2 separate regions of the Homo sapiens genome follow, and region 2 is linked to region 1. The links are chromatin loops, found by intact Hi-C in ENCODE. Cell type or tissue: CD4-positive, alpha-beta T cell. All regions are shown on one strand. Links, peaks and the distances in the headings refer to the core of each region. The heading gives the core; the rest is flanking DNA.

The links. Peaks named below come from ENCODE experiments on the same cell type or tissue, not always from the same donor. Only the 100,000 strongest peaks of a DNase experiment are listed, where the experiment ranks them.
Region 2: it touches region 1 in a loop (4-fold over the local background); 4 of 110 quality-filtered maps call a loop at or near these places.

Annotation. Positions count from the first base shown.
Region 1 is chr17:29,602,124-29,617,591 of GRCh38, reverse strand. ANKRD13B (ankyrin repeat domain 13B) reads right to left here. Exons shown (of 15, transcript NM_152345.5): 2 at 9,715-9,850; 3 at 9,482-9,606; 4 at 9,352-9,397; 5 at 8,598-8,741; 6 at 8,317-8,506; 7 at 8,171-8,237; 8 at 6,826-6,907; 9 at 5,949-6,013; 10 at 5,586-5,716; 11 at 5,319-5,476; 12 at 5,038-5,190; 13 at 4,777-4,940; 14 at 4,629-4,705; 15 at 2,831-4,238. The coding sequence ends at 4,010. CORO6 (coronin 6) reads left to right here. Exons shown (of 11, transcript NM_032854.4): 6 at 1-92; 7 at 550-654; 8 at 745-890; 9 at 1,256-1,313; 10 at 1,417-1,647; 11 at 1,735-2,830. The coding sequence ends at 1,860. Among named protein-coding and RNA genes, the nearest start is that of CORO6, 13 kb to the left of the region's middle. RefSeq lists silencers at 1,868-1,917, 1,797-2,010, 2,458-2,527, 3,856-3,965, 4,126-4,355 and enhancers at 1,589-2,452, 3,318-4,181. In CD4-positive, alpha-beta T cell, for the core only: a CTCF peak has its summit at 3,995 (motif pointing right); DNase peaks (open chromatin) are centred at 1,311, 1,931, 2,401, 4,011 and 4 weaker places; H3K4me3 peaks cover 3,013 bases; H3K27ac peaks cover 281 bases.
Region 2 is chr17:29,381,772-29,397,239 of GRCh38, reverse strand. It overlaps TAOK1 (TAO kinase 1), which reads right to left and starts at 6,877. Exons shown (of 20, transcript NM_020791.4): 1 at 6,216-6,877. MIR4523 (microRNA 4523) reads right to left here and starts at 6,578; the gene lies at 6,510-6,578. It also overlaps the pseudogene RNU4-34P. RefSeq lists enhancers at 5,472-5,711, 6,872-6,961, 7,082-7,321 and a silencer at 6,362-6,831. In CD4-positive, alpha-beta T cell, for the core only: no CTCF peak of the experiment used is centred there; DNase peaks (open chromatin) are centred at 5,779, 6,519 and 6,939; H3K4me3 peaks cover 2,287 bases; H3K27ac peaks cover 894 bases.

The DNA of each region.
Region 1 (15,468 bases), core at 848-8,847:
GGCCCATGCGGGCCGTCTTCACGCGCCAGGGCCATATCTTCACCACGGGCTTCACCCGCATGAGCCAGCGAGAGCTGGGCCTGTGGGACCCGGTAACGCAGCTGGAGGCTTGGGGTGTGTGCCTCGGGGACTGGCATCACGGGAGAGTGGCCAGGCGCCCCCCACCCGCAGGGCATGCCCACCTGGACAGGACTGAAGGCTGCTGCCACCTCTGCAGCGCCTGCCATTCTCACACCCACCCCTCTGCCCAGTTTTGCTGCGTCGCGTGAAGGATCCTGCGCTGGCGCCCCCACCTGGTGATGCCGAGTCCCTGGGGGTGGTTTGCTGTGACTGCATGCGGCGCGCAGCGGGTATATGTGCAGGGGAGGAGGAGCTATGTGCGCAGGGGAGGAGGAGAGATGTGCCCAGGGGAGGGGCCTGCAACTCTGGTCACTAGAGGTTTGGGGCATAGGGTTTGGGAAGGCCAGGAAGCGTAAAGGGGCTTCTGGGGGTCCCGAAGTAGCACGGGAGGGTGGGGCAGGGCTGGTCACGCCTCCTGTGCTCGGGCAGAACAACTTCGAGGAGCCAGTGGCACTGCAGGAGATGGACACAAGCAACGGGGTCCTATTGCCCTTTTACGATCCCGACTCCAGCATCGTCTACCTGTGTGGCAAGGTGCTCACGGCCGGGCAGGGAGAACAGGGCACTGGATGGAGATGTGGAGGGCCTTGTCCGGGCGCGCCCCTGAACCGACTGATTTTGCAGGGCGACAGCAGCATTCGGTACTTTGAGATTACCGACGAGCCGCCTTTCGTGCACTACCTGAACACGTTCAGCAGCAAAGAGCCGCAGCGGGGCATGGGTTTCATGCCCAAAAGGGGACTGGATGTCAGCAAGTGTGAGATCGCCCGGTCAGCAGCCTTGGCCCCTCCTGAACACCTACCCGCCTCTGTCCCCCACTCATGTCGGGTCCTAGCCACGGGGCTTCCCCAGTAATGCAGTGCTTTGGAAAAGCGGGGCGGGGGGATAAGACAGCTCTGTTTCAGTGCCAGACCCACCGCTCACTAGCCTTACATTCTCAACTTCAGTTTCCTCATCTATAAGATGATGGTGAACACACCATCAGGGTGTTTTATTGCAGAACCAATAATGTGTGTAATGTGCAATATGCATGGTAGGCGCTGAGCAAGTGTTGGCCTCCAACCCCCTTGGTCTTAGACAGGAGAAGTTAAGGACGTGGAAGTCTGCGAGGGTGCTGAACCCTGCTCCCTTATAGGTTCTACAAGCTACACGAAAGAAAGTGTGAACCTATCATCATGACTGTGCCCCGCAAGGTGAGGGGCCGGGAGAAGGGTTGGGCAGGGCTACGAGGCGGAAGGGAGCGGAGCAAGCCCCGCACCCTCTCACGCAAGTCCTCCTGTCCACCCACCCCCGCAGTCAGACCTCTTCCAGGACGATCTGTACCCGGATACGCCAGGCCCGGAGCCGGCCCTAGAAGCGGACGAATGGCTATCCGGCCAGGACGCCGAACCCGTGCTCATTTCGCTGAGGGACGGCTATGTGCCCCCCAAGCACCGCGAGCTCCGGGTCACGAAGCGCAACATCCTGGACGTGCGCCCGCCCTCCGGCCCCCGCCGCAGCCAGTCGGCCAGCGACGCCCCCTTGTCGGTAAGATCGGCCCTGCTGCACTCTGGCCCAATCTACATCTCCCCCAACCGCCCCTATACGACACGGCCTCTCTGTCCTCCGCCCCAGCAGCAGCACACCCTGGAGACGCTGCTGGAAGAGATCAAGGCCCTCCGCGAGCGGGTGCAGGCCCAGGAGCAGCGCATCACGGCTCTGGAGAACATGCTGTGCGAGCTGGTGGACGGCACGGACTAGCCCCGCGCGCCAGGCAGGCGGAGCGGGGCGGGGCGCACAAGCTCGGCCCCGCCCCGGCTTTTAGTCCCGAACTCCGGACCCCGCCTTCTTGGGCTGGGCCCGGGGGCGGGACTGGGGAGGGAACTCCGCCCCTCGCGGGAGACCAGAACTCTTGGAGCTTAGGGGAGACCCACGTCGCTCCAGCGGAGGCTGGACTGCGAGCCTCGTCTGGGACTCGGCTGGAGCTGGCCTAGGGAGGCCTGGGGTAACCTGGGGGGCTCAGCAATGGTGCTGCACGGCGAGGTGGTGTCCCCCTTTGTCCTCCGCCCAGGGCAGGGAAAGTGCTTAGTATTAGCGTGATGCTTGGGGTTATTGGAGCCTGAGCTTGACCTCAAACGGGTGGCGATTTGATGGGTACCCCCAGGCTGGGGAAAATGACAGCGCTTCTCCTAATCAGCTCACTGGATTCCATCACCCTGAGCGGTAAACCAGATGGGCGTCACCCCAGTTCTGCAGACACATACACAACCCGTTTGCTGCAGAGCCGGACCCAGTGGCTACACCCACAGCGGTCTGTGGTAGAGAACTCTCTTCCTTCTTTCCACCGACAGGGGCGAGGGCTGCTTCCTCGCGGCAGCCCCCGCGAAGAAATCTCGAGAGAACTGGCATGAGGAGTTAGGTTCATCACAAATACACACACACTGCCCCCAACCCTCTGCCGTTGCCTCTCTCAGAAAAACAAGACGTACTGAATGAAATATTTTACTAAGCGTTCAGTCTGTGCCTCCTGCATGGGTGGGAGTGAGGGGAACGAGACCCCCAGCCTCTGCAAATGCTACCCCCAGGCTCCTGGGAGACCTGGCGATGCACTCCTGGGCTCAGGGTCCATCAGGCAGCCTCTTACCCTAGAGCTCTCTCCACTCTGAGGTTCAGAAGGACCCCAACCCACACCGTAGGCGTTCCCCCCAAGTAAAGTTAGGTAGCAAAAGCCTCCGGTATGAAGCCTCTTTTATTTGTGCCTCAGAATCAGTCTGGTGCCCCTGGCATCAGGGAAGGGGGTGGGAGGAACAGTTTCTCTTTGTTCTTTTCTTCCATCCCTCTTTGTGTCCCTTCTGAGCCTCACTGGCTGAGCCGGGAAGGCCAGTCCCAGACAGGCCCGGGACAAGGGTGTGCGGTGGGCCCCTGCCCCTGGCGGGGTCTGTGCTTCTCTGGGTGGGTGAGGTGGGGCAGGGGAGAGCCGGGGGTTAGCACCATTGGATGAAGGGTTTTAGAGTCAGTCTCCGTGTGGGGGCAAGTGGGATGTACAACCACAGAGGCTAGCAGCAGCTGGTGGGAAGGGGTGGGGGTGGCGCCAGGGCCCTGGGCGAGCCCTTTGTGTCCAGTCTACTTGGGTCTAGTGCTTACCCCAGCCCAATATGCTCCCCACTCTCCGAGGCACCATGAGGGAGTCAGGGCTTGCACAGGCCAGGGGGCTACGTTGGACACACTCCCTGATCACAAAAAAAAAAAAAAAAAAATGTGCCTTGGGGGATGGGACTCCAACTTCTGGCTGCCCAAGGAGAAGCTGGAACCACCCTGAGACCCAGGACGGGTGTGGGGGCTGGGGGAGCCGGGTACCCCGCTAAGTGCACTTGACGCTGAAATGCCGGGGTGGGGGAGGGGCTGGGCCCTAGACGTGCTGGTTTGTGTCTGGAACAAAGCAGTGACACAGCACGCGGGGAGCTCAGCTGCCCCCCAGGAGTGAAGAGCAGAGATGCAAAGGCTTCAGGGGCAGTGTCCTGGAGTGGGGTTAGTGAACAGAAATGCGGACCGGCCAGAAGGAGCAAGGGATAGGGACAGCGCTCCTCTAAGGATTCATCTCCCCCTCAGGACCGCCTGGCTCCGCCCTAGGACAGGACAGATCTGAGCCCAGGGGAGCGGGTTGGGGAATCAGAATACAGCAAAGCAGGGGGACCAGGCCGTGCCAGTTGCCTCCAGGGCCCTGGCCTGGGAAGGTACCCCGCGGCCATGCCGAATCCCTCCCCGAACCGTGCCTGCTGTGCTGCTGCACCCGCGAGGCGGTGGCTCCAGTCTCCAGCCGCCGCTCTGCAGGCGCGCAGGCCGGGGTTTGTCTGGCTCCTGGCCCTGGGCGTGGCGCGCGTGGCGCTGGCGAGGGTCCCGGCAGGGGGCGCTACTGCTCGGTCAGTGAGAGCCTCAGGATGCGCTCCAGCTCCTCCTCCTCCTGGCGCGCGCGCCGCCGCCTCTCCTCCTGCTCCTGCGCCGACAGTTCCATCGCCAGCCGCAGCTGCTCGTCGTAGCTCCGGAACACGTGGCCGCCGGAACCTGGCCCTGAGCTGGGCCGAGGGCTGGGCACTGACGCCGGGGGCGCAGGCTGGCGCTGCGGCGTGGGCGGGGCGCTCCTGGGGGTGGGGAAGGAATGTCGCGGGCTCCCGGGCGCACCCACCCACCGGCCGGGGCCGGGACACGGCGTGGAGGCTCCAGGGCGGCCCGCGGCCACCACCCTCTAGTGGAGGCGGTCAGTCCCGCGGCGTCCTGGCCCCCACCTGGTCGTGGCGGAGCCCAGACCCTACCAAGTTCTCCCCGTCAATGCCTGGGGAGAGTCTGAACTCCGCGGTGAAGCCTGGATCCCTGACCCCTGCCTGCCGCCTCGGAGGCAGGAGTGGTGGCAGAAGCCATCCCGATACCAGGAGGGTCCCTGCCGAGGGCCCCGCGGGTTCTCCGGCTGTGTCCTGGCTTAGGGGAGACAGGATCCTCTCCGGAGGATTCTCTCCGGCCCAGCGGGCACTGACCTGTCCTGTCGGCGACCCTCGTAGGACATGGGGTGGGTGCCTGGCTTGCTGTTGGTTAGCGCCTCCCAGATGGTGACCTGCGGGGAGGCGTGGGCGTTAGCCGTGGCGGCGCGGAGTCCCGTGGCCCCGCGCGCCCGCGGAGACGCACCTGGTCATACTCACTGCCCGCCTCAAGCAGGCTCTGCTGGATGGCGAATTGCAGCAGGTCGTCGTCGTCGTCCCGGGTCGCCGCCTCCCGCTGGCCGCCCATCATGCTGTAGCCGCGCGGGGCCTCGAACAACGCTGGGGAGATCTCGCAGCCGCGGCAGGAGGCTGGGGGCGCGGGGGCTGGGTCAGGCACGGCCGGGCGCGCCCCTCCCACCCACCCCGGGGAGAGCCGAGGGGCAGGCGTTCTCGCGGGGGGCCTCACTCGTGGAGCTGGAGCTGCTGACGCTGGAGGAGTCGCTGCCTGGGGAAGGCGTCTCGCTGCTGGGGCTGCCTCGCACCGATGGCACCGGTTCGTCGCAGCCGTTGAGGTTCCCGAAGGTGATGCGGGCGTTGAGGATGTGGAAGATCGGGATTTCTGAGGATGAGGAAACCTTTAGGCGCCACCACTCAGCCCCTCACACCTCAGCCTCAGCCCCACCCCGACCTCATCTAAACCCCGGTCGGCCCGCCACGGGCTCAGGAGAAATGGCCGTGCGGTCTCACCAATCTTAACTGGGAAGCCAGGAGGCAGACGCAGGGTGATGAAGTCCCGGAGCTTGGCAAAAAGCGCATTGCTGACGGCCATGAGGTCAATGATGGGGGCCACCTGCTCACACAGGGACAGGGGATGCTCCTCACACAGCCACAGCTTGGCCTTGAACCTGCCCCCACCAGATCCCAAGGGGTAAGGGACACTGCAGGAAGCCATGGCCTCCCAGCATCTCCTGGAGCCCCGGCCCCCCACCTTCCCAGCACCGGCAGGGGCCTCACTTCTGTGTCTTGGTGGTCAGTTCCATGGGGCGGCCCATATCACGGTTGCCCAGCTCAAAGTTGGGGTTGAAGTATTCTTCTGCAGTGATGGCAGTGGGGTTGGCTTGGCTCAGAGTCTGAGTGATCAGGGTCTGTACCACATGGGGAGGGGCCCAGGAGCTCCCCTCAGTTCCTAATGCCAGGCCAACTCATTTGTTGTCACAAGGCCCCCAAGCTGTCCCCTCTGCCAGTGTGGCGCTGACATGGCCTTGGGCATTGTGGAAAGGAGGTCCACATAGGCCATGCTAAGCAGGACGCTTCCCAAGCCTCCTCCTGAGCCACATCCACATCCCTCCACTTACGGGTACCCCTGCACACACTCACCCCATTTTGGGGGCCCCCGTGCTGCTCAGCGATTCCCAGGAAGGACTGCAAAGGTGTCTTACAGCCTACAAGAAATGTGGCATCTCAGAGGACACCGCAACTCCACACACACCTGGGCACCTCATCAGAGGTGACAGCACCCAAGACCTAGGGAGGAGGCCGGTTCCTGGGGTGGGGCCTGCTCACCCAACCACATACTCAGGCACCTTCACCTGAAGGGGACTGAGTGCTTCAAGGACCAGGGGCCAGGGCCTCTGTGAGCACAGCTTAAAACACTAAAAGGAAGGCCTAGAGGTCAGAAGCAACTTCCAAAAGTGCTCCTCTCCAGCTCGGTGACCCTGGACAGTAAAACGCCTGCCCCGGCAGGCACTGTGGGGTGTGCATGTGCGTGTGTGTGTTTGCTTCAGGCACTTCCATAGGCATGATTTCATGTTGTTCCCCTGTGAGGTAGAAATTATGCTTTTTCACCTCGGACACGGTATCTGGTACCCAGAGAATCAGGTGTGGCATCAATGGGCATACAGAATCTGTGGCAAGGTCCCCTGACTTTCTACCTAGGATATGTCCCACTAGACTAGAATGGCCAATAAATGGCATACATGGCATTTCTCTCCTCTCCCAAATTCAACAGCAACATTAGTAATCACTTGCAGCATGGCTCTCCACTGAACCCAGATGAGTCCTTAGAAACTTCTTAGTACTCTAGGCAGCCACTACCCATCCTTAGGGCTTGGCACCTGAATTGAAATCTATCGGCCTGAATAAAGCATCCAGCCTCTTGCTAGGATGCCAGTGGGAATACTGATGGAAGCACTGAAGTGGGAGCTGGTTCCCGCAGTCCTGCAACACCTCTCCCCATCCAGCTCTGCCTCATTACCTTTGACCTTGCCCTTGTGCTGTTCTGAAAGATGTTCTGTCCGTGTGCGGGTGATGAGCTCCACGTTAGATGCCCCATACACCTGGGGACAGATGAAGAAAGGGCTCATAAGCAGTTCTGGTCTTACCCTGTGTCTTACCCCTAAGGGCACTGGGAACACTCCCTGTAGCAAAGGGTCCTGGAGAGACTCTGCTTCAGGCTTTTGGGTAAGTGAATATATGAGGTCATTCATTCATTCATTCATTCACTTATTCATTCAACAAACATTTTTTGAGGAGCCTTTATGTGCCAGGCATTGAGGTAGGCATCAGGGATACAGTAAACAAGCCAAACATGATCCCTGCCCTCCTGAGACTTACAATCTCTATAAGGAGACAATAAAATGGAGTTATAACAGCATGGTCCATGCACTGGTGGGGGTAGCACAGAGGCCTTCCCAGACTACAGAAGCAGGGGAGGCTTTCAGAGGAGATGCCACACACAAAACCCATGGCATTTGTTAGTTCCTGCTTTCATGTCGTGGGCAACATAGGGGTCCCAGAGTAACAGGCAGAGCCTTTTTTTTTTTTTTTTTTTAGATGGAGTCTCGCTCTGTTGCCCAGGCTGGAGTGCTGTGGCGGGATCGCTGCACACTGCAAGCTCCGCCTCCCAGGTTCAAGCAATTCTCCTGCCTCAGCCTCCCGAGTAGCTGGGATTACAGGCGCCTGCTACCACACCCGGCTAATTTTTTGTATTGTTAGTAGAGACGGGGTTTCACCATGTTAGCCAGGCTGGTCTCGAACTGACCTCAGGTGATCCGCTCACCTCGGCCTCCCAAAGCGCTGGGATTACAGGCATGAGCCACCATGCCCAGCCAGGCAGTCATTTTTAGGGATAAAGGCCTGGCTCTAGGGTCAGGCCAGCCAGGATCTGAACCCCAACTCTGCCACTTAACAGCTGTGTGACCTTGTACAGGTCACAGAACCACTCTAAGCCTCTATTTCCTCATCATAAAATGGACCGATCATCCCTACTTCCTGGGGTTGTTGTGAAGAGTAAATGGGATGCCAAGGAAAGGACTCAATAAACATGCGTAAAATGGGAATACTAACAGAACAGCACCTACCAGAAAGGGTTGCTGTGAGGAATAAATGTGTGTGTGTGTGTGCGTGTGCACGTGCCCTGTGTATACATCCATACATCCATATAAAACACCAGAGAAGTGCCTTGAACCCAAATATAAGTGCTTGACCACGCTGCATTGCTTCTGTACCTCCAGGGCTGGGGAAGGGAGGTCAGAATCCCCTGTACAGCTTGCTGTAGGCAAGAGTGCAGCTGGGCTGGCAGCTGGGAGCTGCAGCCTCACCTTAGCTTCATACCCATTCACCATCTCCGTCTTTTCACTGCGCCAGCCCAGGATGCCAGTCTTGTTCCTGGGGAAGCAGAGTGGTCCAGGTGAGGCAGGCACCCCACCGGGCTGGCTCAAGGGTGACCAAGGCCATGTCCACCCACCTCTCAAAGGAGATATTCTTGGTGTCAAGCTGAGTGGTGACGACGGGCGCGGTAAGCCGGCTCAGCACCTGTTCCTCAGTGGGCTGAGCAGCAGCCAGCAGCAGCTCCCGGTCCTGCCCAGCCAGTGCCAGAGTCTCTGTGTACACCACCCGGCGGTCGTGGTCAATCTCCATGACCACGGCGCTTGTGTCTGCCAGACACGGAACAGCACAGGGGGATCAGGGGTGGCCTGGGGCTGCCTCCCATCGTCCCCACCCTGCCCCACTTCCTGCCTGCCTGACCTTGGCCCCTGAAGACAAAGCTGCGGTTCCCTCGCTGCCAGGTCATGTGGTCAAAGCCCAGGAGTGTGGTGTCTACCCTCAGGTTCTGGCCGCTCTTCCACACTTTGTAGGTGTCACTAGGGCAGATCTTGGACACCAGGGGCACTGGTGGAAGCGGAGGTTGGAGGTGGCTTTGACTGGTCTGGCCTACACGGCCTGGACCAGCTCAGGGCATGGGGTTTGGGATCCGTGTGGCCAGGAACAGGGGAGGGAACTGAAGAGAGAGCAGCCTCTCCTCCAAAACCCCCTCCCTGGCCAGTGTAGACCATACTCACACAGAAGAGCAACCTGAGGTCGGGACGGGCATGTTTCTGTCACCACTAAGTCCCTAGTGTCCATCATTTGTTAATTCACTCACTCACTCTTTCATCCATTCTTTCAACAAATATTTATGAAACACCTACTGAGTGTTCCAGCCACTGGGAATACAACAGTGAAAAAGACAGGACTCCTGCCCTCTCAGAGCTTACCTTCTAACAAGGAGCGGCAGGTCATGAATACAGTAAGCAAATCATGACAGAGTGAAGAGAATAATAATGGAGTCAAGACAGTATCTGGGGCAATCTGGAAAGGCCTAGCTGAGGCGGTGGCCCTGAGCTGAGCTAAGGCATAGAGGGAACCGCCGGAAGAACTATGAGAACACATTCCAGGCAGGGGAGCAAGCGCAGGACCTAAAGTGGGAGAGCCCAGAAGCGACCTGCTGCAGCCCGCTTACCCCAGCTAGTGAACTCCCATTTCATCTCCACGTAGAAGTCCTGGGCCTGGAGGACGAAGGGGAGAGAGGCTAAGTCTGCACTGGAGAAGGGCTCAAGGGCTCCCGTGGAGGCTGAGAGGCTGGGCCTCACCTTGCGCAGCTTCTCCAGGAGCACGGGGATGCCCGCCAGCCGCTTCACCACCCGCTGGTAGTCCCGGTACCGAAGCACCAGCTGCACCAGCTCCAGGTCCCGGGTACTCACAGCCTCCTGGAGCACTGGGGGAGGGCGAGGCAAGGTCACAGGGCAGGACCCTTCAGCCAACCATAGGTCTATGATGCTGGGGAGGCCCCGGCTGTGGGGCTGGGGTGAGCAGGGCTGCCCACCTGTCCAGCCGCTGCGATTCTCCCTGCCCACGTCTGCGCCGTGCGCCAGGAGCACACGGGCACACTCAAGGTGCCCCAGCGTGGTGGCCAGGTGCAGGGGAGTCCGGCCGCGGGGATCCAGCTGCTCGATGTCCACCTGGAGGAGGAGGAGGAGTGGAAGATAAAGCCCCAGTCACGTCGGAGGCAGCCCTCCGGAGCCAGACAGCCCTGGAGCAGGCAGCAACCCCCACCCCCTGCTGGGGCTGCTCTGCCTCACCAACCTCACAAGGCAACGGAAAGACAGACACTATGGGCAACGGAAAGACAGACACTATGAGCAACGGAAAGACAGACACGTGGATGGAAAGGGGCTTAGAAGACAGGACAGAAAGTAACTCTGGAAGAGGGAGGGCTTCCTCCCTTCCTGTCCACCAAGGGCCCCTGGCTGGGTCCTCTCCTCCAGGGCCCAGTGGCCTGCCTGCCAAGAATAAGCCTGGGACTGAAGTGGGGTGGCAAAGAGGCTGTTGGCCAAGGAGCTCACCTGGGACCAGACCTACCCTAAGGGTCCCAGGCCACCTTCAGGAAGAGCTACCAATTTAGATCACTGACATTATCACTGAGTGAGGTTTAACAAACGGTTACAGTAATACACAGACAGGAATGAAATAACAAGTTCATGGTATTAATACAATTTCACAACCATGTCCTGTGCTTGTGGGACACTATGCATTAAAATTTGTACAAATCCTATAATTTTGTGAATAACATGATTACATTGCATGAGATTTCTGTTGTGTGATAAAAGTGATAAAAGCTTTTTTTGGGGTTTTTTTTTGTGTTTTTTTTGGGGGGACGGAGTCTCACTCTGTTGGCTAGGCTGGAGTACAATGACGTGATATCAGCTCGCTGTAACCTCCGTCTCCCAGGTTCAAGCGATTCTCCTGCCTCAGCCTCCCAAGTAGCTGGGATTACAGACATTCGCCAACACGTCTGGCTAATTTTTTGTATTTTTAGTAGAGATGGGTTTTCACCATGTTGGCCAGGCTAGTCTTGAACTCCTGACCTCAGGTGATCCACCTGGCTCGGGCTCCCAAAGTGCTGGGATTACAGGTGTGAGCCGCAGTGCCCAGACAAAAGATTTTTTTTTTTTTTTTTTTTTTTTTTTTTTTTACTTGAGACAGGGTCTCACTATGTCACCCAGGCTGGTCTCAAACTCCTAGGCTTGAGCAATCCTCCTGTTTCAGCCTCCCAAGCAGCTGGGATTACAAGCCCCTGCACCTGGCTTAGAAAGCATGTTTGTTAAACGTAAGTTTTGTTTGTTTGTTTGTTTGTTTGTTTTTTGAGACAGAGTCTCACTGTGTCACCCAGGCTAGAGTGCAGTGGTGCCATCTTGGCTCATTGCAACTTCCGCCTCCCAGGTTCAAGCGATTCTTGTGCCTCAGCCTTCTGAGTAGCTGGGATTACAGGCGAGCACCACTATGCCAGGCTAATTTTTGTATTTTAGTAGAGACGGGGTTTTGATATGTTGCCCAGGCTGGTCTCTAACTCCTGACCTCAAGTGATTCGCCTGCCTTGGCCTCCCAAAGTGTTGGGATTACAGGCGTGAGCCACCACGCCCGGTCTTAAGCATAAGTATTTAAATATATTTCGAGAGTCTAGGACTTCTGGTTAAGAACAGTGAACTGACAGGCCAGGCGCGGTAGCTCACGCCTGTAATCCCAGCACTTTGGGAGGCCGAGGCGGGTAGATCACCTGAGGTTGGGAGTTCGAGACCAGCCTGACAACATGGAGAAACCCCATCTCTACTAAAAATACAAAATTAGCCAGGCGTGGTGGCCCATGCCTGTAATCCCAGCTAATCAGGAGGCTGAGGCAAGAGAACCGCTTGAACCCGGGAGGCGGAGGTTGCAGTGAGCCGAGATCATGCCACTGCACTCCAGCCTGGGCGACAAGAGCAAAACTCCGTCTCAAAAAAAAAAGGAACAGTGAACTGACCACATGCATGTAACTCCCTCCTCTTCTCTGAACTTGATTAAAACGCCAGTAAAAAGGCTTCTACTCCTACCATAATAAATGAAATTACTCTGCCACCATAAACAATGAGAAAATTATTGCTGCAAAATATATGAAGGCTGGGCACAGAGGCTCACCCCTGTAATCCCAGCAATTTGGGAGGCAAAGGTTGGCGGATTGCTTGAGCCCAGGAGTTAGAGATCAGCCTGGGCAATATGGCAAAACCCCATCTCTACAAAAAATACAAAAGAATTAGCCGGGTATGATGGCCTGTGCCTGTAGTCCCAGCTACTCAGAGGCTGAGGTGGGAGGATCGCTTAAGCCTGGGAGGTTGAGGCTGCAGTGAGGTATCATCACACCTCTGCACTCCAGGCTGGGCAACAGAGTGAGACGCTGTCTCAAATATATATATACATATGCGTGTGTGTGTATATATATATGTGTGTGTGTATGTGTGTGTGTGTGTGTGTTTGTGTGTGTATATATATATATTTCTCTATATAGAAAATATATGTAAAGAGAAATAGCTGTTTTTAGAAGTCCAGAACTGTGATCCCTGAAGTAAGGAAAATGAACAAGGTGAGCTCTGTAACATCCCTGGATTTCTGCCTGGAGGAACATTCCAGACTGTAATTCAAGGAGGGGAAGCCCGAGCAGAGCATGGTGCTCTTCCTGAGTTGAGAAGATGGAGACAGGATTCAGGGAAGCCAAGGTATTAAAGGTTGCAGCAGAGCACAGTTCTGGAAAAGAGTAAACTACTCAAAAAACTCCAGAAATCTGCATAGGGGTCTCTTCAAGTCTTCCTGAATACTAAACTTCACATGTGTATAGTGAAACTCAGTAAGACCACACAAAAAGGAGCAATAAAATGGTAAATTCTCAGAGCTCACCAAAAGCAAGGAGATAATCAAGCTCCAGCCTCCTAGAGTGGAGATGCATATTTAATCAGACCTCAGAAGGGTTATGCCTTAGCAGTAGAGCTAAACTATCCCTAGAGAAAAGGCTCACCTAGACCCACCCTAACAGATTAAAAATTAGCCTCAGGCCGGGTGCAGTGGCTCATGCCTGTAATCCCAGCACTTTGGGAGGCGGAGGCGGGCAGATCACCTGAGGTCAGGAGTTCAAGACCAGCCTGGCCAAAATGGCGAAACCACATCTCTACTAAAAATACAAAAAATTAGCCGGGCTTGGTGATGGGTGCCTGTAATCCCAGCTACTCAGGAGGCTGAGGCACAAGAATCACTTGAACCCAGGAGGCGGAGGTTGCAGTGAGCCAAGACTGCACCACTACACTCTGGCCTGGGTGACAGAGCAAGACTCCATCTCAAAAAAAAAAAAGAAAAGAAAAGAAAAAGAAAAAGAAAAATTAGCATCAAAGGCCAGGCACGGTGGCTCACACCTCTAATCCCAGCACTTTGGGAGGCTGAGGCAGGCAGATCACTTGAGCCTAGGAGTTCAAGACCAGCCTGGGCAACATACCAAAACCCCATGTCTACAAAAAATACAAAAAATTAGCCAGGTATGGTAGCATGTGCCTGTAGCCTCAGCTACTCAGTGACTGAGGCAGGAGGATCCCTTAAGCCCAGGAGGTTGAGGCTGCAATGAGCTGAGATTGCCCCACTGCACTCAAGCCTGGGTGACAGAGCAAGACTCTGTCTCAAAAAAAAAAGCCTCAAAAAGGTCAAACTGATTTGCAAGTAATTTACCTAGTCTGCCTGAACAAAGCCCAACACTCTTTAAAGAACAATAACAAATCCAGATGCTTAACATCATATTTACAATGTCCAAAATTCAGTTAAAAATTACTAGATATGCCAAAAAGTAGGAAAATAAAACTTATAGGCAGGGTGCGGTGGCTCACGTGAGCCTGTAATCCCAGCATTTTGGGAGGCTGAGGCGGGTGGATCACGAGGTCAGGAGATCGAGCTTGCAGTGAGCCGAGATGGCGCCCCTGCACTCCAGCCTGGGCAACAGAGAGAGAGACTCCATCTCAAAAAAAAAAAAAAAAGAAAGAAAATATAACCTATAATCAGGAGAAAAATAATTTCATAGAAACAAAACTCAGAAATGATAAAGATGATAGATGGCTCAATATACTCAAGAGTTTAAAGAAAAACATGAAAAAGATGTTCATGAGGAGAGGAATGAGAGGTATAAAAAAGAACCCAGTGGACCATCTAAAGATAGTAAGTACAGTAACTGAAATGAAAAATTCACTGAATGGAAATAACAGCAGATTAGACACTGCACAATTTAAAAATCAGTGAATTTGAAGACAGCAATAGAACTTTCCAAACTGAAGCACAGAGGAGAAAAACAGTACTGAAAAATAAAGTTGGCTGGGCTTCTATAGTCCCAGCACTTTTGGAGGCCAAGGCGGGAGGTTGGCTTGAGTTCAGGAGTTTAAGACCAGCCCAGGCAATACAGCAAGACTCTGTCTCTACAAACAAAACAAAACAAAACAAAACAACTTTTACATTAGCTGGGCATGGTGGCAAGCAGCTGTAGTCCCAGCTCCTCTGAAGCTGAGGCAGGAGGATCCCTTGAGCCCAGGAGTTCGAGGCTGCAGTGAGCTATGATCACGCCACTGCACTCCAGCCTGGGCAACAGAGCAAGACCCTGTCTCTATGGAGCCTCATAATCTGTAAGACATTATCAAGCATTGTAACATATATCTATTGGAATCCCAAAGGACAGAATAAAGAAGTAGGACAAATAAGACAAATTTAGAGAAATAGGCCGGGTGCGGTGGCTCACGCCTGTAATCCCAGTACTTTGGGAGGCCAAGGCGGGTGGATCACAACATCAGGAGTTTGAGACCAGCCTGGCCAATATGGTGAAACCCCATTTTTACTAAAAATACAAAAATTAGCCAGGCGTGGTGGTGGGCACCTGTAGTCCCAGCTACTTGGGGGCTGAGGCAGGAGAATCGCTTGAACCCGGGAAGGGGAGGTTGCAATGAGCCGAGATCGTGTCACTGCACTCCAGCTTGGGCGACAGAGGGAGACTCCATTTCAAAATAAGTAAATAAATAATAAAAGAAAGAAAGAACGTCCAAAATTTTTCCAAACTTGATAAAAACTACTATGGTGGGTTGAAGAATGGTGCCCCTCCTAAGACATGTCCACATCACATTCTGACCCTCACAGCCTATGAATGAGACCTTATTTCAAAAAAGGGTCTTTGCAGACATAATTAAGTTAAGGATCTCAAGATGAAATAATCCTGGATCACCCAGGGGGCCCTAAATCCAATGACAGGTGTCTTTCTAAGACACTCAGAGAGGTGGGAAGGCCATGTGAAGACGGAGGCAGAGACTAGAGTTCTGCAGCCACAAGCCAAGAGGGTTGTGGCCCAGTCACCAGAATCTGAAAGAGACAAGGCAGGACTCTTCCCTAGAGCCTTTGGAAGGACTGCCACCCTGCCAACATCTCAAATTTGTATTTATGTCTCCCGAACTGTGACAGAATAAATTTTTTTTTTTTTTTTTTGAGATGGAATCTCACTCTGTCGCCCAGGCTGGAGTGCAGTGGCGTGATCTCAGCTCACTGTAAGCTCCGCTTCCCCGGTTCACGCCATTCTCCTGCCTCAGCCTCCCAAGTAGCTGGGATTACAGGCACCCACCACCACGCCCGGCTAATTTTTTGTATTTTTAGTAGAGACGGGGTTTCACCGTGTTAGCCAGCATGGTCTCGATCTCCTGACCTCGTGATCCGCCCGCCTCGGCCTCCCAAAATGCTGGGATTACAGGCGTGAGCCACC
Region 2 (15,468 bases), core at 3,411-11,410, 220 kb after region 1:
CACTGCAACCACTGCCTCCCAGGTTCAAATGATTCTCCTGCCTCAGCCTCCCGAGTAGCTGGGACTACAGACAAGTGCCACCACGCCCGGCTAATTTTTGTATTTTTAGTAGAGACGAGGTTTCGCCACGTTGGCCAGGCTCGTCTGCAACTCCTGACCTCAGGTGATCCACCCGCCTCAGCCTCCCAAAGTGCTGGGATTACAGGCGTGAGCCACCATGCCCAGCCCTTTTTTTTTTTTTTTTTTTTTGAGACAGAGTTGTACTCTGTTGCCCAGCTAGAGTGCAGTGGCACAATCTCAGCTCACTGCAACCACTACCTCCCAAGTTCCAGCGATTCTCCTGCCTCAGCCTCCCAAGTAGCTGGGATTACAGGCACACGCCACCACGCCCAGCTAATTTTTTGTATTTTTAGTAGAGACGGGTTTCCTCCACATTGGCCAGGCTGGTCTTGAACTCCTGACCTAAAGTGATCTACGGTCTCCCAAAGTGCTAGGATTACAGGCGTGAGCCACCACGCCCAGCCAACATTAATATATAGTAAGTGCCAATTTTATTATTGGTAGCTGCAAACCAGAAAGTTTTGTTCCATCCTATTATTTGATAATATTTCTCAGAAACTAAACTTTGAATGTCTTTCTAAATGTTACAGTAATTCATCTACTTCTAAACCTGCATAAAACTATTTGATCAAATAATTTTATCAAAAGGAAAAATTAGCCCCTTCTCAGCTTTAAAGATAAATTAGACGGTAATTAAGTGCCATTATATTTAAATAACAACCTACAGCATAACGGTCACTGGCATTTTTAGGAGGCTGCAGTATATCTATTATGCAAGGCACTTAATAATTTATACTTTTACTTACTTTATTTACATGCCAGGTACTTAACATTTTAAAAACTCTTCCAACTTTTATAGGATACTTAATTTTGTCATCAAAAAGGTATAGCCTTAGACTGTATTTTAGAACAAAAAGTCTGCTTCTGGCACAAATAGACTGATACAGAAATAACTGTTACCATATGATGACAGAAACGTCCCAGCTGAAAATAATTGCTGCTAGTCCCTCCACACAACTTTTTAATTCATGTAGATTTTTAGAAGGTATGAGACATCTTTAATGAAATTAAACATCAATTTTTATTACTAAAAACTAAAATACTTTAAGAATGGAATGAACTAATACAGGTTGTATCCTCTCATATTTTATAATAGGAAAACCTGAAGAATAATTTTTAAAATCCAACCATTAATAGTAAGTACGGAAATCGGGCCGGGTGCAGTGGCTCATGTCTGTAATCTCAGCACTTTGGGAGGCCAAGGCAGGTAGATAGCTGGAGCTGAGGAGTTCAAGACCAGCCTGGGCAACATGGCAAAACCCCATCTCTACAAAAAAAAAAAAAAAAAAAAAAAATTAGCCAGACGTGGTGGCATGTACCTGTAGTGCCAGCTACTTGGGAGGTTGATGTGGGAAGAGCACTTGAACCCGGGAGGCTGAGGCTGCAATACGCTGTGATCACGCTATTGCATTCCAACCTGGGCGACACAGCAAAAACCCTGTCTCAAATTCAAAAAAAAAAAAAAAAAAAAAAGTACACATACCTAAAGGCAGGTGAGCATATGTTGGTACTCTGCTTAATGAACATCTCAATTTTATGCGAAACTTTACTAGAGAAATAAAACTTTTTTATTTGTTTCGTTTTGTTTTGAGATGGAGTCTTGTTCTGCCGCCCAGGCTGTCAGGCAGTGGCGCCATCTCAACTCACTGTAACCTCCACCTCCTGGGTTCAAGTGATTCTCCTGCCTCAGCCTCCCCAGTAGCTGGGGTTACAGGCACCCACCACCATGCCTAGCTAATTTGTTTTATTTTTGTAGAGACAGGGTCTCTCTTTGTTGGCCAGGCTGGTTTCGAACTCTTGACCTCAGGTGATCCGCCCACCTTGGCCTCCCAAAGTGCTGGAATTACAGGCTTGAGCCACCACACAGGCTTTTGTTTTTAGACAGTCTCACTCTGTCACCCAGGCTAGAGTGCGGTGGCATGATCACAACTCACTGCAGCCTCCATCTTCTGGGCTCAAGCAATCCTCCCACCTCAGCCTGCCAGGTAGTTAGAACAAGCACGCACCATCACGCCCCACTAATATTTTCATTTTTTATCTTTTGGAGACAGGGTCTCACTATGTTGCCCAGGCTGGCCTCAAACTCCTAGGCTCAAGTGATCCTCCAGCCTCAGCCCCCAGCATGCTGGGATTATAGGCATAAACCACCATGCCTAGCCCATGCTAATTAAAAAAAAAATTTGTTTTTGTAGAGACAGGGTCATGCTATGTTGCCCAGGCTGCTCTTGAACTCCTGGCCTCAAGCAATCCTCCCACCTCAGCCTCCCAAAGCGCTGGCATTACAGGCCTGAGCCACTTTGCCCAGCCCAGAAATAACACTTTTTTGAAGGGATTCGTTCACATATGATCCTCATCCAAACAGCAACCCTCAACTAATATGTACCAAAAATGCTCCTCATTTCTAAAAGATTAAATTAGTATGAGTGCAATTAATTGTTATAAGTAACAGAGACTAGTGAAAACAAAACAGAGATACAAATGAAAAATTAAGTGATTTTAATATACAAATAAGCCAAATGCAAAACACAGACTTTATTTCCAGGTGAAAGACACGAAAGACAGATTGATCTCAACTCTAATTTCAATGCCAACAACTGACCCCTAGATATCTTCTGGATTTACTAAATATTCATGTCTATTAAGAACTGGCAAATTTGCCGGGCACGGTGGCTCAAGCCTGTAATCCCAGCACTCTGGGAGGCTGAGGCGGGCAGATCACAAGGTCAGGAGATCGAGACCATCCTGGCTAACACAGTGAAACCCCGTCTCTACTAAAAATACAAAAAATTAGCTGGGCTTGGTGGCAGGCGCCTGTAGTCCCAGCTACTCAGGAGGCTGAGGCAGGAGACTGGCGTAAACCCAGGAGGTGGAACTTGCAGTGAGCCGAGATCGTGCCACTGCACTCCAGCCTGGGCGACAGAGCAAGACTCCGTCTCAAAAAAAAAAAAAAAAAAAAAAAAAAAAAAAAACTGGCAAATTATTAAAATAAATCATACTCATGGTTAGTTATGAGCATCCAGTCTTTCTAGTATCCTGTAACTAAAGAGTTGCTTTCTTACTGTTAAAATGGCATCGTAACATGGGCCCAAATATCATGTATACACCTTGTTATACAGAAAGTTTATTTTATATCAACACCCATTCAATTACTTGCCATATCCTCACTTCTCCCAAAATCGACATTATAAAAAATACGATAATTATTTTCTATTCAGTGCCCTCATACTTCTGATTCTGTACATTGCTGTACTTCTTTAAAACCTCTCAGAGTTTAAATTTGTTTGCAATACTATCCTTTAGTTTGGAAGCAATGTTTTGTTACTGTCAAGATAATCTTAAACTATTAAAAGCCTTTAAATCCAGCTGATTCTCAGAAATTCTTCCACCTATAAAACATGAGAATTATAACCAAATTAACAAATCAGATATCAGAATGCCAAAAATTAAGTCATTAAAAGAGAATCCAGTGAAAGAGCCAGTTGTGAAAGAACAGGAAGTGATGTACACTGCCATTTTGTAGATGAACTATTTAGAAACATAAGAAGTGCCATACTAATCTAGAATCAACTCAGACTAACAGCTCTCAGCATTTTCTTTCTGACAGTGGCATCAGAGGTCATCTGAAATAACCCTCAGGCAATTTTTCCTTAATAATGTATTTATCTAATTGATCATGAACATACTTTTCCACTTTTAGGCAACATTCCTACCAGCTATGAAAAAAGAGAGTTGTTTTTTTTTCAGTTGTCCTTAGTTATAGCATGCTGAAATATAGCAAGTAAATAGTTAACCTACACCCTATGTAAATCCTTTAAGTTTTGTAGCCTCTATTGATAAATCCTCTCTGCCTACAACTTCCCAAGGTAAAAGCAGTCACTCCTTACTGAGCAGTATGCTTCGATCAACACATGCTAGTATATATGAAATAATTATCAACAACAAGCCATAATACGGAGAATCAGACTTCCTGGCATAATTTGCCATAATGGAGAAAACTCTACATATCAACAACATGCAGCTTTGTCCCATGAAATAAATACTCAAATGAATAGTGTTATTTCAATGAATTGAGATGACCATTAAAAGGGAATAAAGAAAAGAGAATTCCATCTTCTGAGAAAAAAAAATAAAACTTATTTAACATACCATGTCTCCTACATCAAAATCATGATATAAAATGACAGAAACTAAGTTAGTGCCTAGCGCTACTACTAACACCTTTAAATCCCTATCTTAAAACAGGTTTCAAAATGCAACAAACACACCAAAAAAGCTCTATTGGACAACATTTAATGACAACATAAAATGTAGATGGCATTTGAAGTATTTAAAAATAAGTCACTAAGTAGAGCTGAAAACACTAAATACACCAAAGACAACTCATTATCTGTACACATTTTAGTCTTCTTCTTCACTTTGGGAAAAAATTAATTCTATTAATAGTCATATGTGGAATATTTTGAAATCACATCACCAGTATTTACTAAACACTTGAAAAAAATGTATCATCAGTACATGGAGACTTGAAAACTACTCTTTGGTCACAAAAAGCACTTGGCAGCACATTTCCAGAATGTTTAAATTTTTATTTCTACTCAACTAAGAACAAAACCAACAAGTACTACTGTAAACCAGATAAGATGATCTGCTTTCAGACAAACATGACAGGTAGCAAAAGAAGTGAAAAATGACTGACTACAGAAAATAGATCATAGAATAATTAGGCAGATTAATAAGAACAAAGAAACAGCTGCAGAAAGGTTTGTAACCTTACCATTTTAAAAAAAATCCAATTTCAATATTATACACAACAGTATCAACCCTAAAAATTCACAGCTTAGGGAGAAATGCCCTGAATCAGACAGGCTGTCTGTATGTAATAATTGTTAATAATTTTTTTTTTTGAAACGGAGTCTCGCTCTGTCGCCCAGGTTGGAGTGCAGTGGCACCATCTCGCCTCACTGCAACCTCCGCCTCCCGGGTTCAAGCGATTCTCCTCCCTCAGCCTCCCGAGTAGCTGGGACTACAGGCGCGTGCCACCATGCCCAGCTAATTTTTTGTATTTTTAGCAGAGACGGGGTTTCACCGTGTTAGCCAGGATGGTCTCGATCTCCTGACTTCGTGATCCGCCCGCCTTGGCCTCCCAAAGTGCTGGGATTACAGGCGTGAGCCACCGCGCCAGGCCAATAATTCTTCATGAACTACAAAAGTCATAGAAAAAGAAAAGGGAAATGAGGATGAGGAGGTACAAAATTATTTTATTTGAATTCTAACTAAAATCCAACCTGCTCACAAAAAATGTCAATCCAGACATCTCTCAAAAAGAGAGACATCAAAACTGTTCTAACAGGAGAGGTGTCCCTCTCGAGAGGCCATATCCCCCAACAATAACACCAGAACAGATACACTTCCCATGGACAGATCTCAGGGGAAGAGTATTAAAACGATACTGTCGTCGATTTAAAACCAAAGGAAAAAGAGTAACCTTTTCAAGGGAAGCGCCATTACTTCCCTCTCCTGCTCCCCCTCCCTTCTGTGTATACATGGGTCTGTGTATGAAGAAACTGCCTTGGACTTCTGCAGCATTGCAGTAGACTAGAGGATGGGGAAGGGGGAAGGGTACGGGGAGAGAAACGCTTCCATCGCCCCTACAGAAGAGGGGTATAGATTTCCTGTGCTAGGGGGTGGAATCCACCCAGCAAGCCACCCAGAGCAGTCTCCCTTCCCAAGAATACACAGACACTACAAAGGAGAAGAGGAGCAAAGGCACCAGAGGGGAAGGGGACCTCGCGCCTTTAAACCGGGGTGCACATCAACCCAGTCTCCCTGTGAGGGCCACACCTTCCTCGAAACATCCCCCTTCCACCACCCCTTCCGGTGACCCTCAGGAAAAAGGAATGGAATTGCTCTCGCCCCTTAAAACCGGAGGGCGCCCAGCTCACCAGCTTCTTCACCCCACCCACAGAATCACAGACCCTCCTTTTCTCCCTCCCCCACCCCACTCCCACATCCCTTCTTCCACACACAGGCCCGAGTGGGCCGAATTTCCCCGCCCCCCTCTATATCCCCCTTTCCCAAAGCAGAGGTGCCCTTACCCTTTCGCCGACAGGTCTGGGGCGGAGCAGGCAGGCGCAGCCCCCTGCAGCGCTCCGGTAGCCGCTACCCTGGAGGGTGAGGAGTGAGGAGGAGGAGGGGGCCCGGCGACAGATCGCCGCCCCCCACCCCCGAGCCCCAGCAAGCCGCCCAGCCCAAGCTCTGCAACAAGGGGCGGCGGCGGCGGGGGGTGGGGGGGGGGGCGAGGGGACGACCGGGGTCGAGGAGGCGCCCTCAGCGCTTGGGCTCAGTTAAGATGGCGCGGGGAAGTGCCGGGAGCCGTCTCCGTCGCCGCCTCGGGGGAACCGGCCCGGGCCTCGGCCGCCTCTAGTCCTCACACAGCCGAGGCCCTCTCGGTCCCCCGCCGCGGCCCCTCGGCGGGCGGGCCCACGCGCAGCCCTCCGCCACCAACACCACCCCTGGTAAGGAGGCGCTCACAAAGGGAAGAGAGGCCGCGGGCCGGCCGGCGGACGGCGGGGCGGGGTCCCCCGGGGCCGGGAGGCCTCAGATGTTCGCGAGTGCCTAGTGCTTTCGGCCCGCGAAGGGCGCAGGGCGAGCGGGACCCCTCCTCTCTCCTCAGGCAGGCGGCGGCACCGACTCAGTCTCTTTGCCACCCTCCCTCTCTCTCCCCGAGCCCTGAAGCCACAGAGCCCGGCCGCTGCCCAGCTTCCCCCCCTTTACCCGACACCACTCCCCTCCTCCAGACCGTCATCCCCCGTCTCCGATCTCGCGAGATTTTCCGCCTGACAGGCCGGACCCTGCGCGAGACACGACTACATGCGCGCGCGCGCGCCCTCACAGGAGCGCGCAAGGCTTGCTACGGGCAGAGTTGTCCCGGTGGCCCGGAGTTCCAGCCTCTGTCCAGCATGGCCTCACTGAGTTCGCGGAGCTTCTAATGCCACGCGGGCGTCAGGTGCATTCATTTCACCCCGGAGATCTGAAGAAGAAGAGTTTATCTGCATTCCCCTTCCTTCCTGCTTCCCACCTCCAAAGCCCGCCACTGATCCTGCGAATAAGTTTGCCCTGAAGTGTGGAATATCCCATTCCTGCACAACTCGGTTCTACACCCCCTCCCCCGTGGGATTCAGAGGTACACTGGGCAGCGCAATCAGTATGCAGTTGAGTTTTTGAGATTCTAATAGTTGATACTAATTCTTGGAACGACAGTAAGACTTGGAAATACAGATCTAAGCCACCCTATATATTGGTGATGTAGAAAAGAGATAACTTCTTGAAAAGTGTCTGTGGGTTTAGTAGGTTGAGTAATGAGAAGTTTTGGAACAAGAGCAGCAAACAAACTAAAGACTCCTATGCAAAGAAGAAGTAGAGTTTTTATTCTTTTATCTCAAAACTTTTTTTTTTTTTTTTAGGGAAAACTCCCTCAGTACTTATTCAAGAACCTAAAAGTGTAAGGCCGGGCGCGGTGGCTCACGCCTGTAATCCCAGCACTTTGGGAGGCCGAGGCGGGCGGATCACGAGGTCAGGAGATCGAGAGCATCCTGGCTAACACGGTGAAACCCCGTCTCTATTAAAAGATAGAAAAAAATTAGCCGGGCGTGGTGGTGGGCGCCTGTAGTCCCAGCTAGCTACTCGGGAGGCTGAGGCAGGAGAATGGCGTGAACCCGGGAGGCGGAGGTTGCAGTGAGCCGAGATTGCGCCACTGCACTCCAGCCTGGGCGACAGAATGAGACTCGTCTCAAAAAAAAAAAAAAAAAAGAGAGAACCTAAAAGTGTACACAAAGTGTAGTCATAAAAAATCTTGGTTCTTTAACCAACAAAACGACTGAAATAAATAAACCTGTTATATGAGTTTCATGAATAAAAATTAACTCTGGGCCGGGCCCGGTGGCTCACGCCTGTAATTATAGCACTTTGGGAGGCTGAGACGGGCGGATCACCTGAGGTCAGGAGTTCGAGACCAGGCTGGCCATAGTAGATCTGTGCTCCAAGGAAGGAGCATGTTGATCAGACCTAAGCAATCCGTGTATACAGTGTATGTATGACCTTCCTCTAGTCTGGCTCAGGGATGGGCACATGATCCAATTAGAGCCAATGGGTACAATAAGATTTTCTCTGGCTTTTTGGGAAAGAAACTTTCTTATTTTCTCCCAAAAATGTAATATATATATTGAACTCCCAAAATGGAATCCAGTGGTGTGATCCTGGCTCACTGCAACCTCTGCCTCCCAGGATCAAATGATTCTGCTACCTCAGTCTCCCAAGTAACCGGAACTACAGGCATATGCCACCGTGCTGGCTAAGTTTTGTATTTTTTGTAGAGATGGGTTTCGCCATGTTGCCCAGGCTGGTCTTGAACTCCTGGCCTCAAAGGATCCACCTGCTTCGGCCTCCCAAAGTACTAAGATTACAGATGTGAGCCACCGTGCCCAGCCTATGATTTTTCAATGAGCAATAATCACACCTCGGATAAATCTCATTGGCTACAATACTGCCACTGCACAAAGTTTCTGAAATTTGATGATGATGATAACAAAAATAGTGAAATAGTTAACACGTATTGAGTGCTGATTATATGCCAGAGAGAGTTCTAAACACTCTACTTATTTACTCCTCACAATAACCATATTGGGTGGGTATAATTATTATTCCCTTTTAGAAATGGTGGAACTGGGCCTGGCACGGTGGCTCATGCCTGTAATCCCAGCACTTTGGGAGGCTGAGGTGGGCAGATTACCTGAGGTCAGGAGTTCGAGACCAGCCTGGCCAACATCGTGAAAAAAATTAGCCGGGCATGGTGGTACACGCCTGTAATCCCAGCTACTCAGGAGGCTGAGGCAAGAGAATTGCTTGAGCCCAGGAGACAGAGGTTGCAGTGAGAGGAGATTGTGCCACTGCACTCCAGCCTGGCCAACAGAACGAGACTCTGTCAAAAAGAAAGAAAGAGAGAGAGAGAGAAAGAAAGAAAGAGTGGCACTGAGGCACAGAGAAGAATTTTGATTAACTTGTCAAAGTTCTTATAGCCAGTTTGTGGTGAAGCCAGTTGTCAAACTCAGCTTTCATCCAGAACCACTGTGTTCTTTTTTTTCTTTTTTTCTTTTTTTTGAGACAGAGTCTCACTCTGTCGCCCAGGCTGGAGTGCCATGGCGCGATCTCAGCTCACTGCAATCTCTGCCTCCCGGGTTCAAGCAATTCTTCTACCTCAGCCTCCTGAATAGCTGGGACTACAGGCGCGTGTCACTGCGCCCGGCTAATTTTTGTATTTTTAGTAGAGACGGGGGGGGGTTCACCATATTGGCCAGGCTGGTCTCGAACCCCTGATCTCGTGATTCACCCGCCTTGGCCTCCCAAAGTGATGGGATTACAAGCTGAGCCACTGTGCTCGGTCTATATTCTTTTTTTTTTTTTTTTTTGGGACGGAGTCTCGCTCTGTTGCCCAGGCTGGAGTGCAGTGTCACGATCTCAGCTCACTGCAACCTCCACCTCCCGGGTTCAAGCAGTTCTCAGAGCCACTACATTCTATTTCCTTGAGAGAATGTAAGGACTGGAATTGCTATTGCCTTTTGCTGTGAAGCCCCAGAACAAAGGCAACTCAGTGGGAAACACATTCTGGAGATAAAACCAGATCACTGAAGCCCTGGAACTAACTCTGTCTGAAGTCAGTCCTGACCCTGGAGTTTTTAGCATTTGTGTGCTAAAACATTCCCATTTTTCTTAAGCTAACGTTGGGTCTGGTTCTCTTTTGTTTGCAACCAAATAGTCCTCACACAGAACTGTTTATTTTTTGGCCTTTCCCACCAGGCTGTGATCTTCACAAGCATATGAATATTTGTCTTATTTATATCTATGTCCACAAACTTAGCATAATGTACATAATGACATTCAACAAATGTTTGCTATCAGTTCAATAATTCTGCAGACATTTTCTCCTATGTGTCAGAAATTGGGTTAGGTGTGGGAGATGTCAAGAAGAGTGAGTGAATGAAAGCTGTTTGCCTGGAGTGTATGGAAGAATAGCTGCTGCAAATGTTAGTGTGACAGAGAACTCTAGGAAAAGGTGTACACACATGCTAGAGTTCTCTGGAGGTTACTGTCACTTTGGCACTATGTGCCTGGCCGATGGGTATTTCTGGAGTCTTACACATGTCAAATGTTTTCAGGATTGTCTAAGGTTCTAAGAATGTCTAGAAGTCACCTGCTTCCCAAACTGATGTACGTATCGGAGTTATAGCCGGTCCTGTCATGTAAATGATGTGTTTTCTGCTATGCTTCTCTGTGTCTCTTGACTCCCAAAAGCATATACTGTAAAATGAATATGCCCTACCCATGTCTCAGACTTATAGTGAAGATCCTGTCTGGATATGAAAGTTCTGTTGTATCCAGGTGATAGCTGCTTTATTTCACCTGACCACAAGTGCTAATATATTCTACTCTAGCTAGCATCCCCACAAAAAACGTATCAGTTAGCCTCACTAGCAGTTCTATTCCACTTGTAGTGAACATCTGTTATTCTTGTCTGTCCCAAATTTCTCCCTCTTCTTCTGGCAAAAAGTACCCTATGGCCGGGTGTGGTGGTTCACACTTGCAATCCCAGCACTTTGGGAGGCTGAGGTAGGTAGATCACTTGAGCTCAGGAGTTTGAGACCAGCCTGGTCAACATGGGGAAACCCCATCTCTACAAAAATTAGCTGGGTGTGCTGGTGTGCACCTATAGTCCCAGCTACTAGGGAGGCTGAGGTGGGAGGATCACTTGAGTCTGGGAAGTTGAGGCTGCAGTGAGCCCTGTTTACACCACTGCACTCAAGCCTGGGTGACAAAGTGAGACCCTGTCTCAAAAAAAAATTTTTTTAATTACTCTACAGTTCTTAGAGAACTTTCCTGTCTGTTGTTCTGTGGAGTTCTTGTGGGGTTGTTACTCTGGGCCTCTTGCTACAGATGGGCACGCCGTCACAGCGTGGGCAACCAAAATAGCTCACCCCTTGGTGAAGCAACTGGGCCAGGGAAGGGTACATGACCCAGAGCCCAAGCTGGACCACTCAGAGATGTTCATTTGGATTTTATATACTGCTTTGTGAGAGTGAGAAGTTTTGCTTTGCCTTTGGGCTCATAAACTGGGATGATGTAAATCTAGACTTTCTATGGAGTTCCTCCCACACAGACCCCATCTCCCTCATCCAGCATCCCTCTGTTGCATAAAATAAACTACCAAGATGCAAGCTTTCCTCCATATGATCTATGTGAAGCCTGCTTAAATTGCTTATAGAAGCATGTCTATGGTTCATAAGCTCCAAGTTCTGATCTCATCCTCACAAAGTCTCAAATGCCTTCAAATTCTACATTTACAACATTCTAACATTTCTGTGTTGAGTAAATTTATGAAGAGGAGAAATAAAAGGCAAGTTTCATGGTAACCATTTACATGGTGCCATATGATATCCGGGCCAGACCTCTGTCCCTTCTTCGGGGGTTTCTGGGCAGTGAGTAGGAGAGAGCAGGTTATGTAGGAGAGGTTGTTTAAAACCTGAATTTTGAGACACTCACTGTCTCTAGTGGGTATAATACAACATATCAGTAAAGGAAGCATTTGATTTTTTTTTTTTTTTGATACAGAGTCTCACTCTATTGCCCAAGCTGGAGTGCAGTGGCACAATCTCGGCTCACCACAACCTTTGCCTCCTGGGTTCAAACAATTCTCGTGCCTCAGCCTCCTGAGTAGCTGGGATTACAGGCATGCACCACCATGCTGGGCTAATTTTTGTATTTTTAGTAGAGAAGGCGTTTCGCCATGTTGGCCAGGCTGGTAACGAACTCCTGGCCTCTAGTGATCTGCCCACCTTGGCTTCCCAAACTGTTAGGATTACAGGCATGAGCCACTGCACCTGGCCAAAGGAAGCATTTGATTAAAACAGATATTAGAAATTTTCCTGATTCATTTCCTGTGTGTAGACAGTATCCATGACAGCATTCAGTGTTGAGGTGTATTAAAACTAGGTGGCAGCAGTGGGAAGCACCCAAGTTCACCAGCTGTATCCCCTGACCCAGTATGGACACTCAACTTTATAACAAAACCCAATCTATAAAGAAAAATACCCAGGGATTGGGAGCTGGGTGTGGTGTGTGGAGAGACAGAAAAAAGGGAGACAGAGTCAAACACTTAACAAAACTTTTTAAGCTCCTGTGGCACTGATTTTTCAGTTACAGGGCCTAATATATTTCTTTTTTCCCACCCTTAAGCTGATTTGGGCCGGGCACAGTGGCTCACGCCTGTAATCCCAGCACTTTGGGATGCCGAGGCGGGCGGATCACGAGGTCAAGAGATCGAGATCAGCCTGGCCAACATAGTGAAACCCCGTCTCTACTAAAAATACAAAAATTAAGCCAGGCATGGTGGCGCACACCTGTAGTCCCAACTACTTGGGAGGCTGAGGCAGGAGAATTGCTTGAACCCGAGAGGCGGAGGTTGCAGTGAGCCAAGATCACGCCACTGCACTCCAGCCTGGCGACAGAGTAAGACTCCGTCTCAAAAAAAAAAAAAAAAAAAGCTGATTTGAATTGTCACCTTCAACCACAAGACTTCTTTTTTTGTTTGTTTGTTTTTTTAAGACAGAGTCTTGCTCTGTCACTCAGGCTGAAGTACAGTGGTGATCATAGCTCACTGCAGCCTCGAACTCCTGAGCTCAAGGGATCCTCCACCTTCAGCCTCCCAAGTAGCTGGGACTTACAAGCACACACAACCATGCCCAGATAATTTTTTATTTTATTTTTTGTAGAGACAGGGTCTAGCCATGTTGCCCAGGCTGGTCTCGAACTCTAGCCTCAAGTGATCCTCCTGCCTTGGCTTACCAAAGTCATGGGATTACATGCATGAATCAGTGCACCTGGCCCCAAAAGACTTCCTACTAGTATATTACTCCTATTTAGTAAAGAGAAGTCCAAAGAGGAAGCCTAAAGAAAATCCCAAGCCAATAAAATATTAACTTATTTTATGTTTTGATTGCCAGCTGTTTGTGTTTCATATGATGTGTGGCAGAAATCTGGTAGGAATTCATGTAGATTTTTTTAAATCCTGGCAGATGTCAGCCATAGCAAAGGGCATAATAAAATCACCAACTCGTCCTGAAGATACATTCCAAAAACCTCTCAGTCCACAAACATGCTGCCCAACCCTTCCTATAGCCACAGATGTCCCAGACAATCAACCATGATGCACTGATCATGGGATGCCTGCCAGAGGGTAGTGTCAGAGAAGTGGGATGAATATTTACCTCCTTGCACATACACAGTAATAGCTAACACTTTAAAACATTTTCCATGGACTAGGCATGGTGCTAAGCACCTTACATGTTACTTAATCTTACTTACTTAATCTTCACATGACCCTCTGAAGAAGGTAATATTAACCCCATTTTACAGATAAAGAAAAGAATCCTCAGCTTGGTTATGAGAATGACACAAAGTAAGGGCAGCTACCGACATTAGTAAGTGATGGAAGTGGAACTCCAAAGTCAATGTCTTTTTTTTTTTTTGAGACAGAGTCTCACTGTGTTGCCCAGGCTGGAGTGCAGTGGCACAATTTCAGCTCACTGCAACTTCTGCCTCCTGGGTTTAAGCAATTCTCGTACCTCAGCCTTCTGAGTAGCTGGAATTACAGGAGTGAGCCGCTATGCCCAACCCAAAGTCAATTTGTTTTTGTTTTTGAGACTGAGTCTCACTCGTCTCTAGGCTGGAGTGTGGTGGCGCTATCTCGGCTCACTGCAAGCTCCGCCTCCTGGGTTCACGCCATTCTCCTGCCTCAGCCTCCCGAGTAGCTGGGACTACAGGTGCCTGCCACCACACTCGACTAATTTTTTTTTTTTTTTTTTTTTTTGTATTTTTAGTAGAGACGGGGTTTTACCGTGTTAGCCAGGATGGTCTCGATCTCCTGACCTCGTGATCCGCCCACCTCGGCCTCCCAAAGTGCTGGGATTACAGGCTTGAGCCACCGCGCCCGGCCTAGGTCAGGACTTTCTTATATCAAGTTGTATTCTACCAACTGTTACGTACCTTGGCCCAGTATTTATCTATTCTTGTAGGTTAAAATAGAAGAATATGCTGCCTCCATGTGCAGGGCATTTTAAAAGGATTGGCATTTTAAAAAGATTTTCACAAAATGGATCACATTATATGAGAATATGGAGCTCAAGAAGCAACTCCGTACATGATCAGCTTTATTTTCCAGCCTGTAAAACCACACTTCTATCAGGCATCCTTCTGTAGACATGTTTGAGTGAGATGGGCAACAGAGCAAGACTCTGTCTCAAAAAAAAAAAAAAAAAAAAAAAAGGCTGAGCTTGGTGGCTTACGCCTGTAATCCCAGCAGTTTGGGAGGCCGAGGCAAGCGGATTGCCTGAGCTCAGGAGTTTGAGACCAGGCTGGGCAACACAGTGAAAACACGTCTCTACTAAAATACAAAAAAATTAGCTGGGCGTGGCAATGTGCGACTAGTCCCAGCTACTCAGGAGGCTGAGGCAGGAGAATTGCTTGAACACGGGAGGCAGAGGTTGCAGTGAGCTGAGATCGTGCCACTGCACTCCAGCCTGGGTGACCGTGCGAGACTCTGTTTCCAAAAATAAAAAATAAAAATAGAGACAGGGTCTTGCTTTATTGGCCAGGTTGGTCTCAAACTCTTGGCCTCAAGCAGGCCTCACACGTCCGCCTCCCAAAGTGCTAGGATTATAAGTGTGAGCCCCTGCACCAAACCTGCTTTTTGTTTGTTTGTTTTAAAAGCTCACAGCCAGCCACAGTGGCCCACAGCACTCCAACCTGGGTGTCAGAGTGAGACTCTGTCTTGAAAATAAAAAAATAAAAATTAACTCTAAGGATCAGAAAAGGAAGCTATCTGCTTCAATGGGATGTGTATATGATTTGTTCTCAATACTACCTCTTGTAGTAAGGGTCCTTGCTCTTTGAGTTGGTCATTCCTCTCTTCACCTATGTTGTCAACCACTCTCAAATGGCAACTCCCCCTCAGCATTAAAAACATGCCCTAGTTTCTTCTTCTTTGGGGAGAAAAGAAAGATTACTTTCATCTCTCCTGTCTATAGCCAAGCTTCTTGGAATTCCAAATTATCTATCTTCCCACCCCCCTCTACTAATATTGATCTTGCCAAGGTCAAGACTGACTTCCTGGTTGCAATGTCTAGTGAAGTCATTTAATAGTTTTATTCCTGTCATCTGCAATATTTGACGTCATTGACAGTCCTTCCATCTTGAAACTGTGTTCCTCCTTGGCTTTTTCAACACCACTCAAAACCAGAT